Linked DNA regions of Homo sapiens: region 1 is linked to region 2. Evidence: read pairs that join two places in POLR2A ChIA-PET (ENCODE). Cell type or tissue: Caco-2. All regions are shown on one strand. Links, peaks and the distances in the headings refer to the core of each region. The heading gives the core; the rest is flanking DNA. Region 1 overlaps SOS2 (SOS Ras/Rho guanine nucleotide exchange factor 2). Region 2 overlaps L2HGDH (L-2-hydroxyglutarate dehydrogenase).

Region 1 (5,385 bases), core at 319-5,318, 160 kb before region 2:
ATTTTTTTCTATTATTTTCATAGCAAGACAAATAATTATGATATTTCTTACAGGTCACACAAGATCTAAAATTTTTTTTTAATTTTTAAAATTTTTAATTTTCATGGGTACATAATAGGTGTATATATTTGTAGGGTATAAGAGATGTTTTGATACAGGCATGTAATGTAGAATAATCCCATCATGGAGAGTGGGGTATCCATTCCCTCAAGCATTTATCCTTTGTATTATGAATAATCCAATTATACTCTTATAGTTAATATTTTTTATTTTATTTTTTGAGACGGAGTCTCCCTCTGTCACCCAGGCTGGAAGGCAGTGGCATGATCTCGGCTCACTGCAGCCTCCACCTCCTGGGTTCAAATGATTCTCCTGCTTCAGTCTCCCAAGTAGCTGGGATTACAGGCACCCGCCACCATGCCCGGCTAATTTTTTGTATTTTTAGTAGAGACAGGGTTTCACCATGTTGGTCAGGCTGGTCTCAAATTCTTGACCTCAAGTGGTCCTCCCGCCTCAGCCTCCCAAAGTGCTGTGATTACAGGCGTGAGCCACCATGCCCAGCCGATACTTATAGTTATTACTACTATTATTATTTTGAGACAGAAGTCTTACTGTGTCACCCAGGCTGGAGTGCAGTGGCGCTATCTCGGCTCACTGCAACCTACCCCTCCTAGGCTCAAGTGATTCTCCCACCTCAGACTCCTGAGTAGCTGGGACTGCAGGCACCCAGCACCATGCCCAGCTAATTTTTTTTTATATTTTTAGTAGAGACGGGGTTTCGCCATGCTGCCCAGGCTGGTCTCCAACTCCTGATCTCAAGCGATCCGCCCGCCTTGGCCTCCCAAAGTGCTGGGATTACAGGCGTGAGCCACAGTGCCTGGCCTCTTACAGTTACTTTTAAATCTGCAATTAAATTATTATGGACTGTAGTCACCCTGTTGTGCGATCCAATAGTATGTCTTATTCATTCTATTTTTTTTTTTTGGTACCCATTAACACGTTCTCTTCTAAAGATATGCAAAGAAAATATTTACCCTCATATCTGGTTCTATCCGTAAACAGTAAGGCTGATTCTGATACTGCTGAATTTCTCCAGTAATTTCAGCTACTTTCCTCCTCTTACTGAAATTGATTAAATCTTTCCCTTTCTTTTTTAAAAAATCATTATTCCCTTCTTCGGTCTTCAGAATATTTGTTAAATATATTCCTAGTAAAAAAAAAAAAAGAATTTAAAGAAAAGTTATTTTAAATTTTGTTATTTAATCAATTATTTGGGAAAACAACTGATCTAGTAAAGTTGAAAGACATCCTATACTATTCAGCAACTCTACTACTAAAATGTTAAGTCTCTGATAAACAATCATTAACTCTCCATTAAGCATTTTTTAAAGAGAAAGAATTTAAAATAAAAAGAAAATAAAAGCTACTGGCTTGTACAAAAATAAAGGCTGCTAATCTAAGAAATGGCAAATTAAGCTTTTCTAAACTCTAATTTCACCAAGTGCAAATTGTGTTAAATCTATTCTGACCAAATATTTTAATATTTGATTATAAATATTTAATGCCAAGTATCTTAGGTGATTATTAATAAATTAATTTTAAGCCAATTTTGGTTAATAAGTCTATAGGCTTATAAACTAATTCTGTTTTTTCAGAGACTGTAATTTAGATAGAAAAATAATTACTTCTCATTCATGAACAATAAAAAAGTTTTTAGTCCCTTTTTCATGCGTAATTGCTGATTCATTTAAATTGGTGGTTCTCAGCTGGGGACAATTTAGTCCCCCAGGGGATATTTAGGAATGTCTAGAGACATTTTTGGTTACCACAACTCCAGGGTGCTATTGGAGTGTAATGAATAGAGGCCAGGATGCTGCTACAGATCCTATTACGCACACGACAGCCCATCACAACAAAGAATTATTTGGCCCAAAATACCAAAATTGTTGAAGTTGACAAAACTTGATTTAAATCATTCAATTTCAATCATACACAACAATATTTTAATTCTAAATTTAAAAATCACATAGAAGCTTTTAATAAATTAAAGAGAAAGCAAACACTGTAGATGTGACATAGATAGTTATGATAAAAATAACAGTTACCATTTCATGAGTGCGTCCTATGTGCTAGACTTATTAGGTAGTACAGACAAAATATTTTTAATCCTTATTTATAACAACCCTATGAGATATTATAGTCTTCATTTTATAGAAAATAGAGAGTTTTATTATTTATTAATACAGAGAGCTAATAAAAGTAGATGAGCTCAGATATAAAATAAAGATAACATGCCTCTGAAGACTGCTCTCTTTTGGCTATCACACGCTCACCCTCAAAATATATCCATATTTAGTAACTTACCAAAAAAAGGCACACAAGGTGGATTGATTGACTTAAGTTTTACTAGGTATTTTTTAAAGTGATCTTGACTTAATTCCACAGCTTCGTCCAAAATTTTCCTTTTCCTTTCCTGCAGTGCCTTAAAGTATACATAAATTGAGTATAAATTTTTTACAATTCAATCATATTTTATAAATGCAAACCTTTAAATTTTATAAAATTTTGCAAATTATCTGGAAAACAATTTTTTTACATTAAAAGATGAGTGGTATTCCTTTGTACACTTACCTGAAGTGATTTCTCCTCTCTTTATCTATAAATATAAAACCCATAATTTACTCATATAAATTAGAAGATCAAGCAATACAAAAAATTCTACGTCATGCCTTGTGCGTTATTTTGACTAGCCAGGGTTTCAAGTCATAGCTGTAGAAGATGAAAATTATAACCCCTGAACATTCAAATATTTTTCCACTGAAAGATCTTTTGGGGCTAAAGGTTGGGGTTTTGTTAAGGAGAAGACAACTATCAGAAGACAAGAAGACTTGAACAAAAATTTAGTGAATGAAGTAAACTAGCATTTCTTTTATACTTCATTACTAGATCTTCTTATTGAAAATTAATTTTTACTTCAGAAAGAATATACACACACACGTAAACCCCAGAGCGAACACTATGCTTGATGGAGAACCATTCAGTCAATTTCCTTTAAATCAAGGAAAAAGCCAAGGGTATAACATTGTAGCTTTTATTCAATACTATACAGAAGTCCTAGCTAGCATGGACAAGTATAAGAAATAAAGAGCTAGAGATTGGAAAGAAAAAAAAATGTCACTATTCACACAGAGGATATGACTGCCCATGAGGAAACTCCAATAAATCTACATATAGAATGTTAATGAGAGAATCAGCAATGCTGCTATATATAAAACCAATAGACAAAAATCAACTGCATTTCTAGATATCATCAATAAAGAAATCAGGATTTAAAAAAAATTCTGAGGCCAGGTGCAGTGGCTCACGCCTGTAATCCCAGCACTTTGGGAGGCTGAGGCGGGCGGATCATGAGGTCAGGGGATCAAGACCATCCTGGCTAACACGGTGAAACCCCGTCTCTACTAAAAATGCAAAAAATTAGCCGGGCGTGGTGGCGGGTGCCTGTAGTCCCAGCTACTCGGGAGGCTGAGGCAGGAGAATGCCATGAACCTGGGAGGTGGAGCTTGCCGTGAGCCGAGATTGTGCCACTGCACTCCAGCCTGGGTGACAGAGCGAGACTCTGTCTCAAAAAAAAAAAAAAAAAAAAAAAAAAAAAATTCTGGTCAAGTGCAGTGGCTCACACCTGTAATCCCAGCACTTTGAGATGTTGGGGTGGGAGAATAGTTTGAGGCCAGGAGTTCGAAACCAGTCTGCGCAACATAGCAACGCCCAATCTCCACATAAAATTTAAAAAATTAGCTGAGCAGGGTGGCACGTGCCTATAGTCCCCACTACTCAGGAGACTAAGGTAGGAAGACTGTTTGAGCCTGGGAATAGGAGGCTGCAGTAAGCTATGATCATGCCACTGTACTCCAGCCTGGGTGACAGAGCATGACCCTGTCTCTAAGGGTCACTGAAAACAAAATAATTCTAATATACATCTAGCAAAAGAGGTATGCGATCTCTGTCAAAACAAAAAAAACCCCACAAAACTTTATTAACTGAGTAAATAAAGAGATAAACGATGTTCACAGTTGAAAAGACTTGTTACTATAAAAATGTCAGTTCTTCACTAATCTGTAATTGGATTTAGAGAGCCAATGCAACTCCTATCAAAATGCCAATTTAAAAAAATGGAGCTTAAATTGATTCTAAAATGTATATAGGAGAACAAAGAACCAAGAATACGTTCCTCCTGAAAAAGAGTAAGATTGGCGAGGATTTGCCCTACTCTTCTCTATCAAGGACTACTATAAAGTTATGATAGTTTAGACTAGTGGCACTGGCACAAGAGTGATCAAATAGATCAAAGGAACAGAACAGAGAGACCAACAAAAGGCCTACAGATATAGGCATTCAATTTATGACACATTTATTAAATACATTAATATTTCTTTTTTTTTTTTTTTGAGATGGAATCTTGCTCTGTCGCACAGGCTGGAGTGCAGTGGTGCGATCTCGGCTCACTGGAACCTCTGCCTCCCGGGTTCAAGTGATTCTCCTGCCTCAGCCTCCCAAGTAGCTGGGATTACAGGCGCCCGCCAGCATGCCTGGGTAATTTTTATATTTTTAGTAAAGACGGGGTTTCATCATGTTGGCCAGGCTGGTCTCAAACTCCTGGCCTCATGTGATCCACCCACCTCAGCCTCCCAAAGTGTTGGGATTACAGGCATGAGCCACTGCCCCCGGCCTATTTCATAATATTTGACTAAGTATTAATATCTTTAACATATAAAGTTCATACAAATCAATAAAATGCAAACACCCAAACAGAAAAATATATGTATAAAGCAGTTTTTCCTCTATTCCCCTCTAATAACAACCCACTAAAAAAAATAAATAAATAATGTTAAAAGAGGAGTATGTAACCTCCCACATTATTCTCAATACTTATCCAGTTCCACTTAGAGGTTTGGGGTTTGCTCTGCTTTGTGATACTAAAATGGAATAATATTATAGTCATTCTGAAGCTTTTCCCCTGCTGAAATATCACAAATGTTCTTCCACAACAATACACATAGATCCCATTCACTTTGTTGTATAGCTGAACAATATTCTACAATAGAGGTATAAGAGGATGTATTTAATCATTCTCTTACTGATAGACATTCAGGTTGTTTCCTGTTTTCTGCTACTACAACTAATGCTGCAGTAACTATATCTTTGTACATATAACTTTATACTCTGGTGTGTTTATTTCTTTGCAATTCTGGGTCCTAAGAGTATGCACATTTTTAATTTTAACATATATTGTTAGACTGCTTTCCAGAAAGATTGTAAAAACGCACATTCCCAAAAGCAGTATTTATATGGCTGAGTTTCTAACTTGTTATCCTTTACTTAAAA
Region 2 (5,385 bases), core at 219-5,218:
CGGCCCATAACGTATACATACTTCAAAACAACATGTTGTACATGATAAATATTTACAATTTTTGTCAATTAAAAAATAATTTTAGGCCAGGCACAGTGGCTCACATCTGTAATCCCAGCACTTCAGGAGGCCAAGGCAGGAGGAGTGCTTGAAGCCAGGAGTTTGAGACCAGCCTGGGCAACAAAGCAAGATCCTGTCTCAACTTTTAAATAAGAAATAAAGTTAAAAAATAATAATTTTAACTTTTTTGAGGCAAGGTCTCACTCTGTTGCCCAGGCTGAAGTGCAGTGGCATAATCATGGATCACTGCAGCCTTGATCTCCCAGGCTCAAGCAGTCCTCCCACCTCAGCCTCCCAAGTAGCTGGGACTATAGTTGTGCACCACCGCACCCGGCTAACTTTTTAAATTTTTTGTAGAGATAGGGTCTCACTATGTTGCCCGAGCTGGTCTCAAACCCTTGGGCTCAAGAACTATTTTCTAAAAAGGAAAAAATAAAAGACACTCAACATCATTATCACTAGGGAACTGCAAATCAAAACTTCCACTAGGATGGCTAAAATAGAAAAGACAAACCAAAATAGATGTTGGCAAGGACATGGAAAATTGGAATCCTTATTAATTACTGGTGGGAATGTAAAATAGCACAGAGCTTTGGAAAACAATTTGGCAGTTCCTCAAAATGTTAAACATGGAGTTACCCTGACAATCCAGCAATTCCCCTCCCAGGTATATAACCAATATAAATGAAAACATATGTTCACAAATAAACTTATACATGAATGTTCATAGCAGCATTATCCATAATAGCCAAAAGGTGGAAACAATCCATATGTCTATCAACTGATGAACAAATAAAATGTGGTATATCCATACAATGGAATATTGTTCAGCCATAAAAGACATGAAGTACTGATTCATGCTACAACAGGGATGAACTTTGACAACATTATGCTAAGTGAGAGAAGCCAGTCACAAAAGACTACATAGTATATGAATCTATTTATATGAAAAGTGCAGAACAGGCAAATCCACAAAGACAGAAAGTATACTAGTGGTTGCTAGGGCATCGGGGGAGGTAGAAATGGGAAGTGACTGCTAATGGGTATGGGGTGTCTTTTTGGGGTGATGAAAAAGCCTGAAATTAGATAGTGGTGATGATTGCTCAGCTCTATAAATATACTAAAAATTGATCTGTGCACTTTAAAAGGGCGAATTGTATGGTGCATAAATTATATGTCAATAAAACTTTTATTTAGAAAATTACATAACGTCACACCATCTTTTTTTAGTTATTCCCTAAGATTAGATTTGAAAAATTACATAGATACAAAGAAAAAAATACATTTTTAAAAAATGTAATATTAAACATCACTAAGCAAATGCTAGTTGGAAATTAGTCAAGGCTCTAATAAAATGCCATACCTTGCCACACTGCTTGTAGGAAATTCCCTTTTGCTGACAGTACTCATAGAGGAGGGCTGCACCTTGTACACATAATTTGGCTTTCAGAGACTCAGGTTTATAATAAATTCCACTATGTATGACACCACTGTTATGTCCAGTCTGGTGAACAGCTACAGAACAAGAGAAACAGGGTAAGAGTAAGTACATGATTCATACAAAACATAAGAGGTAAGAGAACAAACTTATAGTTGAAGCTATTAGAGACCACATCATGTAAAATTCTGCCTGAATTTGTTCAGATCACTGGTAACTTCTTCTAACATCCCTGGTATCCATGTCACATCCCTCCAGCCCATCTCTGATTTCAACTACAACTTTGGTGCACAAACTCACCTCTCATTACCAGCAAACCACTTCAGGGGCCCCCTAGGGCTCTTTGCACTCTGCCTTGGGGCCTCTGGTAACTTTTTTAGAGAAGGGCACGGGGTGCTCAACATCACTAGCGGCAATCCTCAACCAATAGAGAGAAGAGCCGATGGATAAAGTGAGCACAATCCTGGGAAATACTACATTGCTCCTCAGAGGCTCCGGTGGAATCAAGCTCACAGCCACAATCTTGATGTGTTCTCATGTCTTTTCCTCCTTCCCTGTCTTACTTTCCTCACCCCCTCACTCCTGTTTCCTGAGATAACCTCTCAAATAAATAACCTATAGACACGTCCTCCTTGTCCCACACTCGGCTTTAACCTCTCAAATAACCTATAGCCATGTCCTTGTCCCACACTCTGCTTTTAGAACACAAACTAAGAAACTAACACTGACATTCAGCATGAAAGATTCACAACAGACAAAATGAGCAGATGCCCAAGTAAGCCCAAAGAACAACATTGATTATATACATACCTAAATCTTTCTCCTTTTCCAGAACACCAATAGAAAGTGATGGATGTCGCAGGATGAGTGCTCTGGCAGAGGCAAGCCCCACAATTCCGCCACCAACGATGACTATATCAAATGAGCTTCAAAAGAAAGTCATCTTTAAAGTAATTCATATTTACAGTAGACCTCGCCAAACTTCACATGCATAATTTTCATCAATGGACAATTAAACCATTAATTTGTAATCATGAAAACGTATTCGGCGGCCGGTCGCAGTGGCTCACACCTGTAATCCCAGCACTTTGAGTGGCCGAGGGGGGCGGATCACGAGGTCAAGAGATCGAGACCATCCTGGCCAACATGGTGAAACCCCGTCTCTACTAAAAATACAAAAATTAGCTGGGCGTGGTGGCGCGTGCCTGTAGTCCCAGCTATTTGGGAGGCTGAGGCAGAAGAATCACTTGAACCTGGGAAGCAGAGGTTGCAGTGAGTGGAGATCACGCCACTGCACTCCAGCCTGGTGACAGAGCAAGGCGACAGAGCAATGTATTGGGCCCTGTGCTGTTTGGTTTCACATGTATTAAAAAAAAAAAACCCTTAAAAGTTATACTAATCAAGCCTGGGTGTGATGGCTCATGCCTGTAATCCCAGCACTTTGGGAGGCCAAGGTGGGTGGATCACTTGAGGTTAGGAGTTCAAGACCAGCCCGGCCAACATGGTAAAACCCCATCTTTACTAAAAATACAAAAATTAGCTGGGTGTGGTGGCAGGCACCTGTAATCCCAACTACTCGGGAGGCTAAGGCTGGAGAATCGCTTGAACCTGGGAGGCGGAGGTTGCAATGAGCCGAGGTCATGCCACTGCACTCCAGTCCAGCCTGGGAGACAGCGCCAGACCCTGTCTCAAAAAAAAAAAAAAAAAGTTAGACGCATTAAAAAAAAAAAAAAAAAACCTCAAAAGTTATACGCATCACTGGTCAGTAGTATAATCAACTACAGCTTACTGGCAGGCAGGATAGCTGGTTGCCCAATCTGCTCTTTATCTCCATAGCACGGCAGCCAGGCTGGTTACATAAGTGACTGCAGTCATGCGTTGCTTAACCATAGGGTTAGGTTCTAAGAAATGCATTGGTAGGCGATTTCCTTGTGCAAACAGCATAGAATGTACTTACACAAACCTAGATGATATAGCTTACTGTACACCTAGGCTATATGGGATAGCTTATTGCTCCTAGGCTACAAGCCTGTACAGCAGGTTACTATATTGAATACTGCAGGCAACTGTAACACAATGGTAAGTATCTGTGCATCTAAAAATGTGTACATATAAAAAAGGTACAGAAAAAATATGGTATTATAATCTTTGGTATCACCACTGTACATGCAGTCTGTGGTTGACCAAAATGTTGTTATGCGGTGCATGACTATACTTTGTGTTAAGCATAGTCATGATTCTACTACCCAGCCTTTCAAAATTCCAATGTAGTACTCTTGACAATGTGTTAACACATTAAAGCTTTAACACTTTAGTGTGCAAGAATTTTTACAAGTTTTTCTTTGAGAAGTAAACAACTCCGAGAAAATAAACCTTGGGGCAATAATTGGTCCAGAAATGGGCTTAGGAACCACAATCTTTGCCATGGCAAATCCTGATTATACAACCATTTACAAAATTAGGGCCGGGCGTGGTGGCTCACGCCTGTAATCCCAGAACTTTGGGAGGCCAAGGCGGGCAGATCACGAGGCCAGGAGGTTGAGACCATCCTGACTAACACGGTGAAACCCCATCTCTACTAAAAATACAAAAAATTAGCCAGGCGTGGTGGCGGGCACCTGTAGTCCCAGCTACTCGGGAGGCTGAGGCAGGAGAATGGCGTGAACCCAGGAGGCGGAGCTTGCAGTGAGCCAAGATTGCACCACTGCACTCCAGCCTGGGCGACAGAGCGAGACTCTGTCTCAAAAAAAAAATTTAGAACAACCATGTATAATTTATATAAATCTGCAATTCGAAGCTTAAAAGATTACCTTTAACACTGACCTGATAGCCAACAAATATGGATCTTATAGGAACTGTAGACAGAGGGAAATTTCAGAGATTAGGCCCTTTCTTCGAAAAGTGATCTAAGTTTCAATTTCAAAATCCTTAGCAAAGCACATCAATTTGATTAGAATTGCTACCACATCTTTGGCTGTATCTGGAACCAGAAACAGATCCTAGACAACTAGGAACTAACACGTAAGCTTGATAAATCAAATCCTGCATCTTAAATTAACTTGGGGGTCATAAGTGGATAAAGTTCCCTCTGTCAGAGCATAAGCCTTATACTTGAACAGGGAGAACCTCCAGGTGATGCTCAGCAGGTGGTTCTCCTGCAGCAGCTTTAGATTGGATAAAATGGTTGTCAAGGATGGTGAATGATGCCCACTTTTAAAAAGAGAGGGCATAAAAAGAGCAGCACAAGTAAAATGGGATTCTGGGTCCACTACATTAATACTAGTTATTGGCAAATGCCTACAGTGGTCAACTAAAAAATTACTAATGTGATCAGAATGTATTTGGAAGTCCAAGCCTTTAAGCAGGTTTTAAAAAAACATAAGTTCAGTGGATAAAAGGTAAAGCATTCACATTCCACTAGGTACTTACACTGATTTACAGATTGACCCTTTACACAACTTTCACAATAAACAGATGTTTTATGGATTCTAAAATAGCCTGGCTTTTAAGAATTCCAGAATAACTATTGTTAAGATAGGCTTTTTATTTTTCAAAACCTCTATAATCTTCCACTAAGGTAGGTGTTCAAAACACTTACAAATACTTAAGATATTTGTATGTGTATTACTTAATCATATTTTATATACAGTCATCCCTCAATATCCACAGGGGATTGGTTTCAGGACTCCCATGGATACCGAAATCCACGTATGTTCAAGTCTTGTATACGAAATGGCACAGTATTTGCATATAATCTACACACATCCTCCAATATACCTTAAGTCATCTCTGGATCACTTATACTACATAGTACCATGTAAATGCTATGTGAATAGTTGTTATACTGTATTTTAAATTGTGTTATTTTTTACTGTTTTTTCCAAATA

Evidence for each region. ChIA-PET counts read pairs that join two places held together with the same protein. Peaks named below come from ENCODE experiments on the same cell type or tissue, not always from the same donor. Only the 100,000 strongest peaks of a DNase experiment are listed, where the experiment ranks them.
Region 1: POLR2A ChIA-PET joins it to region 2 with 5 read pairs; 3 of 35 experiments call an interaction of 5 or more read pairs at or near these places.

The regions. Positions count from the first base shown.
Region 1 is chr14:50,137,578-50,142,962 of GRCh38, forward strand. SOS2 (SOS Ras/Rho guanine nucleotide exchange factor 2) reads right to left here. Exons shown (of 23, transcript NM_006939.4): 17 at 2,365-2,482; 18 at 1,035-1,207. Among named protein-coding and RNA genes, the nearest start is that of VCPKMT, 24 kb to the left of the region's middle. RefSeq lists an enhancer at 1,357-2,061. In Caco-2, for the core only: no CTCF peak of the experiment used is centred there; no DNase peak of the experiment used is centred there.
Region 2 is chr14:50,300,594-50,305,978 of GRCh38, forward strand. It overlaps L2HGDH (L-2-hydroxyglutarate dehydrogenase), which reads right to left. Exons shown (of 10, transcript NM_024884.3): 2 at 2,309-2,424; 3 at 1,424-1,575. Among named protein-coding and RNA genes, the nearest start is that of MIR4504, 3.3 kb to the left of the region's middle. In Caco-2, for the core only: no CTCF peak of the experiment used is centred there; a DNase peak (open chromatin) is centred at 3,328.